Regions from separate parts of the Mus musculus genome. Here region 1 is linked to region 2. The links are chromatin loops, found by intact Hi-C in ENCODE. Cell type or tissue: left cerebral cortex. All regions are shown on one strand.

What was found. Hi-C counts contacts between places; a loop is a spot of excess contacts. Peaks named below come from ENCODE experiments on the same cell type or tissue, not always from the same donor. Only the 100,000 strongest peaks of a DNase experiment are listed, where the experiment ranks them.
Region 1: it touches region 2 in a loop (3-fold over the local background); 11 of 42 quality-filtered maps call a loop at or near these places.

The regions. Positions count from the first base shown.
Region 1 is chr10:58,463,084-58,468,083 of GRCm38, reverse strand. Ranbp2 (RAN binding protein 2) reads right to left here. Exons shown (of 29, transcript NM_011240.3): 10 at 4,084-4,265; 11 at 3,826-4,001; 12 at 3,556-3,679; 13 at 2,858-3,019; 14 at 2,503-2,640; 15 at 2,275-2,421; 16 at 790-969; 17 at 611-694. Among named protein-coding and RNA genes, the nearest start is that of Ranbp2, 19 kb to the right of the region's middle. In left cerebral cortex, no CTCF peak of the experiment used is centred here; no DNase peak of the experiment used is centred here.
Region 2 is chr10:58,289,849-58,294,848 of GRCm38, reverse strand. It overlaps Gcc2 (GRIP and coiled-coil domain containing 2), which reads right to left. Exons shown (of 23, transcript NM_027375.2): 18 at 4,373-4,549; 19 at 2,067-2,284; 20 at 1-138. Among named protein-coding and RNA genes, the nearest start is that of Gm40668, 20 kb to the left of the region's middle. In left cerebral cortex, no CTCF peak of the experiment used is centred here; DNase peaks (open chromatin) are centred at 397 and 2,160.

The DNA of each region.
Region 1 (5,000 bases), 170 kb before region 2:
AAAAGACTTGCGGGGGGGAGGGTATGGGGGACTTGAAATGTAAATGAAGAAAATACCTAATTAAAAAAAAAAAAAAAAGGGGGGGGGGGCTGGAGAGATGGCTCAACAGTTAAGAGCACCAAGTGCTCTTCCAGAGGTCCTGAGTTCAATTCCCAGCAACCACATGGTGGCTCACAGCCATCTGTAATGGGATCCGATGCCCTCTTCTGGTGTGTCTGAAGACAGCTACAGTGTACTTACATAAAATAAAAAATAAATCTTAAAAAAAAAAGAAGAAGACTTGCATCTCATATGGAAATAGTAAGTAATTTAGAAAATATGGTTAAGAGTCAAGGGAAACTGATTCTAACTATACTAAGGGTACACTTTGATCAACTGTAAGTAAGGACAGGGGGGGGGGGGGAGAGAAATGAATGAACTTGAAGCCAGGTGTGGTGGTGAAAGCACTTAATGACAGTACTCAGGAGGCAAAGGCCAGCCCAGTGGACAGAGGCAGGGCAGCCAGAGTTACAAAGAAAAACATTTGTCTTGCAAAACCAAAGAAAGTAAGGAACTGATTAGAGAAAAAAATCTTAGCATGAGAGTTACAGTGAACCAAACTAAATGTCACCTTAATGGCCTCTACTTGCTGGCAGATCATTTTCAGTAAAGAATTTTGATCTTCTGCCCATCGAGGTGGTGTCTTTGGAGAATACTAGACATACAAACAAACACACGAATATGTTAACAGTGTTTACAACATGTAGAAAACAACCTCATAGTACAATGACTCGTTTGCATTCTACTTGCCTTGTAACTTTTACTTGGTGATAGAGAATATTTGGTAGGAGATGGTGTTGAATGCTTTAACTCTGAATCAGCACTTCGCCAGCAACCATTTTTATAAAGAGTACCTCCTTCACTGTAGTCTTCAAGTTCCTGCATAACTGAGTTCAGCATCTCTTTTACAGACTCAAGGGGAACAGGCAACTGAAAAAGAAAATGCCTTAGTTTGCAAAAATAATGCTAAAATACCTTAGAAATAAAGACCCAATTTTATTAAGCTGTTCGCATTTTCCTTATTTTGTTTATTTGAGTCAGGAACTCACTTTGTAGCCCAGGGTACCCTTGACTTCTCAGTCCTTATTCAGCCTTCGAAGTGTGAAGACTATGTGTGTACCACAGCACATTTTAACAAGCATCTTATTACATGTTAAGTTATACATATAAAGGCATTGCAGAATATAAAGTCTAAGTTGTTCCTATCACATTTGTAAGTCATAGTAACAAAGAAAAGTGAACTTAGAAAGCTTTTCCTTATGGAAGTTACACATTCTTCTCAGATACTTTGAACAGAGTGAAATATAAATGCTGAAATACACCAGACAATATAATCCTAAGATCAGCAATACACATTAATAAACAAAATACTCAGAAAGAAGGTTAAACAGAAAACCCCTTTGAGTGTGAAACTGCTGAGAGCTAGTCCATAGGAAATAATAAGGGGAAAAAAATGCTGATTTTACATAACCAAAATTCATTAAGAACTAGTCCTGGAGCCTGGCGTGGTGGCACATGCCTTTAATCCCAGCAACTTGGGAAGCAGAGGCAGGCGGATTTCTGAGTTCGAGGCCAGCCTGGTCTACAAAGTGAGTTCCAGGACAACACAGAAAAACCCTGTCTCGAAAAACAAAAAACAAAACAAAACTAGTCCTCAAGTTATCATATTCATTTTGAATACATGAAAAAAAGACAAAATTACTGTCTATCTTAGAAATCAGTATGTACTTAGATACCAAAGTTGTGTAGGTGTATGAGTGTGTGAGTGAGTGCAAGCAAGCTAGATATTTACACATGTATGGCAGGAATGTGCACATGCGTGCATGTGGAAGCCAGAGATTGATATCAAATATTTCCCTTGATCACTTGATCTCCACCTTATATATGGAACCATGGACTCTTGCTGAACCCTGAGCTGCTTCTTCTAATCTAACTAGTAAGCTTGCTCAAGGGATGTCCTATCATGGCCACCTAGAATTTACTTGAGCACTGAGTGGCCAATCTTAGACCCTCACACTTGTGCAATCTTCCCAACCCCAAATGCCAAATTTTTGTTGTTTCGAGATATACCAAAGCTAAGATAAAAGAAAACTTAACATTCGTACACATTCACACTACACACATGCCCCTAGCACATCTATCCTAAGTGATACTTAGAGACATAAGAAATGCCCACATTTAAAGCCTGGGCAGTTATCAACAATACTAAACATCAGACAACAGCCAGCAACTTACTTTCTGAACCACAGAAGTATTTGAATCACTATCATCTAAAATCCTTATCAGGTAGTCCCTAGTCTTTCTCAGATAATTTTTGCATTCTTCTTGTTCTTCAGGAGACAAGGCATCATTTTCAATGTCTTCTGCTTTCCTGTGGAAAATCTACACAAAATACAATTAGATTTTTCAAAGCAAGCAAGCAAACAAACAAACAAAACTCAATTCAATTCTTATTTCACTTACCAGTGCAAGATTCCAATAAGAAACTACATTTTTAATAGATTCAAAAGCAGTCATAGCATCTTCTATATTTCCATTAACAGCATCCAATATAGCAAAAGTTATGTGTGCATCTTCTTCATATTCACCAATTTCAGATGCCTAAATACATTTATTATTAGTTAAACTGCTTCAAACCCAAATTTCCAAAGATTACATTTTATCTGAAGAAAATTAACATTTCATTATAGTCATAATTCTTATCAGCTACAAGATTTAGAAAGCAAAACTATCATAAAATAGCAACACAATTTACTTAGTTATTTTCTATATGTGTATAAATTACATAAGTAATCGGTTCATTAGCATTCTTTATTACCTGAATATCCACACTATGGAAATGTTTAAACAGAGGATCAATAGGTTCAGGAATACTATTCTTCTTTCTGATCATCTTCAACAATGGTAAAACTTTCCTCCAATAATGAACACTTCTGCCTATGTATTCCCGTTGATCATAAAAAGAATTAAGACTGCTGCCCTAAAATAGAAAGTCAGAAGTCCGCAACATTATAACTGTTTTTGAGAAACTGAGAAAACTTTCAAATTAAAATTAAGTAGAGCATCAAAAGAAAAAGTTATGAACTGCCTACAAGAGGCAGCCCAATCTATTTTCAAGAGTTGCCATTTTTAAGTGGCAAGATGGCACACAACTGGCTCACAACCTTGTATCTGGGATATAGAAGCAAGCAAATTGGAAGTTTAAAGTCATCCCTGGCCATATATCAAGTTCAAGGCCAGTTAGGCTATGTGAGACTATGTATCACATTTCCTCTGTAACAACACTTGCAATAAAACCTGACATTTTTAGAGAACCAAAGTCTGCCTCTGAAAGAAACACTTTGGTCAAAAAGCTAAACAGCCACATCTACTCTGATATACAATACATAATATTAGTCTTAGCACTAGTCAGCATTTTACTAATTACTTATGTGTAAGCAATTAACTTTATTACAGAAAAACACTTTTATTTAAGACAAAGTTCTCTTTTAAAAATTAACATTTCAATGAACTCACTGTTTTTTGAAGACTCTGGGCCCAATGCACAAGCAGAGCAGGTTGAAGGCCGTGCTTTTCCTGGCCTCTCAGACTGTTTATTTCACGTTGAACTAGAAGTCGCAATTTTGCTGAGGTTCCAGGTCTTAAAAAAGTAAGTTTAATTGAATTATTTTAAAGAACTGCAGTTCAGCACTTACATATATGTTAAGTGTCTTCACGTGACAACTAAACTAAAGCCCTAGTAAAACTCGGGCCCTAATCTAAGGAGTATCACTGTTTACTACTTACAGCGCCTTTCGGTGAATCAGAGTACAAACTGCATCCCACCACGTCTTCTGTCTCTCTGTACAAAGCTGTCTGCACACAGGAAGTGGCAAACACAATGGTTGATAGGAAGTGTGGTGAGAATTACACTTCTCCTTTAATTGTAAGTGACTGGTATATATAACTCCAAGTAAGAATACCTGTTTGATTTTAAAAAATAGTAAGTTAGAAAAACAAATTACAAACACTAAAAATATTTAATTAATTATCATCATTGCTTACTTCAAGATCTAAAATACAGATTGATTCAGGTGCATTTGTTTCAAGCCTTGACGTCTCCTGAGGCAAATGGTGGAAGAGCTGTTTTAACCATTTTCGAATTGCTGGTAAAGTAGACAGTGAATTCCATTGTAAGCCAAGCCAGGTAAGGTGCTGAAGACTACCATTATGTGCTCGAACGGCACCTGGAACAGAGGGGAAAAACTGCCATGCATGATACATTTTCTTTGGGTCTTTAGATTACAAAAATAAACAACTAATTTAGCAAAAAATTTAATTACAAACATTTTTTTCTGTTTCAAAACTGAAGAACAGAATAGCAAAAATTTCACATTTTTATTGAATGTATTCATACTTTTAAAAACTTTGTTTTTCCAAGACAGGGTTTCTCTATGCAGCCAGTCTGTCCCGAAACTCACATGCTATGGCCTTGAACTCAAGAGATCTACCTACCTCTGCCTTCTGAATGTTGAGACTAAGGGAGTATGCCACCATGCCCAGCTACACTTTATAAATTTTAATAAGAAACAGTGTAAATGAAAAAGGTTTTCTATACCATCTAAGAAAATAAGACTCATCAAGAAAGTTAAAAATTAAACTTAAAAAAACTTAAAAAATTAATAAAACTAAACTGTCAAGAATAATGTGCACTTTATATTATTATTATTATTAAAGTTTCAAGATTTTCCTTTCAATAAGGAGTAATTAAATTACAATGGAATACTTAATTTATGAGCATATTAAAAGATGTTTTCTTCTATAAGAAATCTAATACTGAAAAAGCTTATGAAATTCTGGAAGTAAAAAAAAGTCCAACTTTCCTAGAAACGATAACACTTCTAGCAATTTGCAAGAAAAAAAAATCTGTCTCAGTAGTTTCATTTTTAGGAAACTCCAAGGAATTGATTTCGAAACACATA
Region 2 (5,000 bases):
CCGACGACACAGACTCGCTGTCAGTTGTCTCCATGCCCTCCCCCTCCTCGCGGGCCACAGTGTGCATGTCCAGAAGGGGGAGGTCTGTGGTTCTTCTTTCTCGGAGGCTTTTCGAAGGTTGATGGGAAGAAGCAGGGCCTAGGAAATATTTCAAGGGGTAAGTGAGATTGTTAAGAACCAGTGGATTGACCCCAACACTTCTTTAATAAAGTTAAAGAAATTCAACAAACAGAAGCTAAACAAATGGTGTCTGAAGAAAGGATGTACATGGTTAGATACATTTAGTCACTTGACATTGAGCTATGCTAATCATCCAACAGAAACGATATGCATTGCTACTTGCTGCCTATGATGAACAGTTGGCTTATTCTGCATGACGCCCCCATCCTTCCTACATGCTGCAGTGTGCTGACAGTCTCCGTTGCTGCCTTACACTGTCATCACAGTTGGTACTTAGTGTTGCCTGCTACATCTACAGTGTTAAGATAACAGAGCCCAGAGTTCAGTGTAGGGAACCATCAGTTACCATAGAATTCTTGAGCACATGTCTTTAATCCTAACATTTAGTGGACATAGTGAGTTCCAGGCCAGCCAGGGCTACATAGTATGATTTTTATCTCAAAAAAGGAAGAAAGGATTTCTTGCTTACTAATAACAAACACTTATATAGACTTGTGAAGCTCATAAGACATTTCCAAATGCATTGCTTGATTAATGAGGAATTAACTCTATGCAAGGTCTCATACCTTAACCCAGATATTTTTTAAGTTTCAAAGTTCATTTCTTTTCACACATACATACAGACACACACACACACACACACACACACACACACACACACACACACACACACTGTAGTTGTCTTTAGACACACCAGAAAAGGGCATCAGATCCCTTTATAGATGGTTGTGAGCCACCATGTGGTTGCTGGGAATTGAACTCAGGACCTCTGGAAGAGCAGTCAATGCTCTTAGCTGCTGAGCCAGCTCTCCAGCCCAGTTTATTTATTTTCAATACCGTCTTTCAATAACTGTCTTCCCAGTCCTTTAAAGCTCAGCTAGTCTCTGGCTGCCTGTGCCTGTCTGGAGCATTTTCTTGAGTTTCTGACATTTTTACCAACTGCTTATTACACTGCTGATTCCTAAATTACGACCACTTTGTACAACCTGTTTTTCTTTGGCTGATCATTTCCTTTAAAACTCTTGGTATAAGCTACATTCTCCTAAGGTCAGCTTTTGACTTTAAGTGACCTGTGCCTGCCAATCCTCCATAACATTTTCTATGAGAAATGAAGTACCATGAACACAGGACTGAAACATCACTGTCACAACTGACATTCTCTTGGCCTTTTCTAGAAGCAGAATAGAAGACGTGGAAGTGGCGATTCTACCTCACTAAAGTCTGAGGGAAGACGCTGCACTGGTAAAAACTCGACAAGTACGGGTTATAAGTCCCTAGCTCTGCCCAAAGCTTCCAACCAAGAACACATGCATCTGAAGTCAATAGATGACAGAATTAGAACTCATGCCAACAGACTGATAGGTGTATGTATAAGCCAAACAAAAAATAAATGCATTACACAGAGGGTAACACAATTATGAACATCAGTGGTCTAAGAAGTTGCATAGGCTGCTCTAAGTATAATCAAGAAGGGTTTATATGACTCAGGTTTATTTCCAGTAAGCAAATCCATAATTCATTAATCACAGAATCGACACAAGTCGGTACTCAGTAATCTTTTCCTTTAAGTTTTACATGTTTTTAATTATTACTATTACTGTTTTTATTTTTGGTCTTTGGGCGTTTTGCACGTATGACTGTATATCATGTGCAGGCAGTGCTCTCAGAGGTGGAAGAGGCCACTGAATTCCCTGTGACTGGAGTTAGAGACAGATGTGAACCACTATGTGGGTGCTGAGGACCAAACCCAGAATTGCTGGAATTGCAGCAAGTACTGGTAACCATTGATTCATCCAATATTTTACTTTCTTATCAATTTGTGAATGATGCTCTTATGTGATATGTCAGAACACAAAAAGGTCACCCTCCCACACAGTCACACATACTTCTTGTGGATGGCTCACTCTTGAGCTGGAAGAGCTGAGCTTCCAGCTTGGAGAGCTGGTGCTGCAGAGTCTCCACTGTCTTTCTGTGCTCATCCTGCAAGTGTCGAACTTGGTCTCGGAAGCTGGTACGGAGTGCTTCATTCTGGGATGTTAGCTGACACATTGTCTGCGAGTGCTCAGACTTCATCATGGTGTTCTCAGATTGAACTGAACATAGCCTGAAGGTGAGAAGAGCTAAGTTTGTATGAGAGTGCTACACAGCAATGGACTACACTTGCTGAAGCAGCCTGTCAGCTGGATGCTCTGGGTTCAGTGCCCAGCACCATAGAAACTGGACACATTAGTACATCCTTGCAATCTCAGCACATAGGGGTGGGGCCAAGAGGATCAGAACGTCACCCTCTTTTACATAATGAGTAAGACTAGCCTGGGAGATGGAAAGCCCTGTTACACTTTTAAACACACACTTTAACACAAACACATACACACACACACACACACACACACACACACACACACACACACACACAATATTATTCTATTGTTATGTGATTTTATATAGGCAGCTCATATAAGATTCATCTACCTATTCCATACTACCTTGAACATGAGAAAAGGATACTTTTCATAAAGAACTCAAGGACTCAAAGGAAAATATTCATTTTTGAGTGAACTAGCATGAATCACATAGACACAAAGACCTGATTTATTACAGCTAGTTCTAACTTTTCCAGCACATCAGATTTGCTGGTTTACCTTGTAAAACACTAACACCTAGTGTCCATACTCCTGCTGCTGACTCTGAGGTAGTGGGGTCCTGGGAATTAGCTACTAGCAGCAGTCCTCCACTTGGGTTTGAAACAGTCAGGGCGACAACAGTGAGCAGACCTTCACTTGGGGAGCAACTACTTTATTAATTAATTAAAGTTTATTCTTTTTATTATTATGGTGTGTGAGTGAATGATGGGTGTGTTATGGCCATATACATGGCAGAAGTCAGAAGACAAGTTTGTAGTCACTTCTCTTCCTTCTTCCACTTGTTCATGGGCAGCAGGGGCTGAATTCATGACCCCAGGCTTGCTCAGCAAGGGTCTCCCTGTTTAGCCATCTCAGCAGCCTGAGCAACAATTTTTTAAAACAGTTTATTTGTATCTTTGTTATTTTATGTTTGGTTTTAGCAAACCTCAACTCGAAAACATGAATAAATTTCCAGAAATATTTGCTCATAAGAATTAGAAGCAATTAGAAGCCAGTTAAATCTGCCCTCTCCTGGGTCTCATGCTTGCCAGTCTCTAACCTGATTCCAGTGTTAAATGAACATTCTTACCTATTGGGAGTATAATGTATTAAAATAAAATTTTCTGTCATAATTTTATACACCATATTAAATTAAAATGGATTTAGTGGCTAAAGAAAAAAATAAAAAAATCATTGATCTTTTTCTTTTCTCTTCTTTCCTTTCCTTTCCCCCCACCCCCCTTTTCAAAGACAGGGCCTTATAATACAGTTTGAGATGGACTTAAACTTGTTATGTAGCCCTAGTCCTGAGCCTGAATGCTGAGACTACATGTATGTGCCACCATGCCTGGCTTTAGCAAAAGGGGTCTCAATGACCAAGTTCATAGTGACTAGTAAAACACTGTACATAGTGTTTTGCAAGCATTTTGTTCATGATAGTTACAAGAACATAAAGGAGAAATCATCATCAGTTACAACAGCTTCCTGATGGCTGAGACACAGCTCGGAAGCATAGCACTTGCCTGTGTTCAATGTCTGCCATTATACCAGGAGTACTTGGTAGTAGCCTCCAGGTGCTATCCACAATGGATTTATCACAAGCTAGCTGCCTGCAAGCTCCTCACATGCAACTGGAAATCCAGTCCCGACAGAAGCTTATCATTCTGTCCCAGTTGTGACTCGGGTGTTTATATTAGTTGGGCTCTGTAGGTTGTATAAACATTGGTTGGCCTCATTAGTGAATAATTACTTTAATTCCTCTTTACAGCAATAAAGAAAATGCTTTTTAAAATTTGACAGTTGGGTTGGAAAGCTTTTTTTTTTTTTAAATAAAGTTCCTGATTATAAAGGCTGTAGGCAAGGTGCAATATCAGATGTTAGTTGTTCTCAAAAATGCTTAAGATAAAAACAGTCTGAAGGGAAGTTTGCTAGTAGGTAAGGCAGAGTTCTCAAGCCTCTATAAGCTCTTACTCCTGACTGCAATCCAAGGGGGGGGCGGGGGGCACAGCAGAGTGCCAGGCTGCTTGCCTGCTACCAATGGCACTTGCTGCTGCTGCTGGCAGCCTTACTTTTCCCGAAGTTCTGCCTCTTTGGTCACAGTTTCCTGCAGCATCCGGTTGTGCCTCTCTAGCAGAGTGTCGTGCTCAGCCTGCAGGGTCTGGTACTCCGATACACTGATTTGTAAGCTATTTTGGCTGTCCTGTAACTTGATTTTCAGTTGGTCAATCAGCATTTCCAGGTGTTCCCTAAAACAGAAATAGTTTAACAACATTTATGAAAGAGGTAAACTCATTTTGTGGCCTCAAATATGTTTGCTGTTTCAGTGTCAGACTCTTGGTGACTGGGCATGATTCTAAAGAATACATACTCACAAGAATTACAATAGTTAAAAAATGTTATATTGACATGGCAAGTATCAGGCACTACAGATTTACAAAAAGATGTTTCTGGAGTTTAGCCTATATAGCTATGGTTGGCCTGATACTTGCTACAGAGCACAAACTGGCTTTGAACTAGCTGCAGCCTTCCTGACTCAGCTTCCTCACTGCTGGGATCACGAAGCTTGGGTTTGTCTGGGTTTGGTATTTCATACTGAAATGGAACAGGGCATCATGTCGTATCAGACTAGACTACATTGTATGTTTAGGGTTATATTAGTTAGAAAAGAGCCTCACACACTTGTAAGAGAGTGGGTCT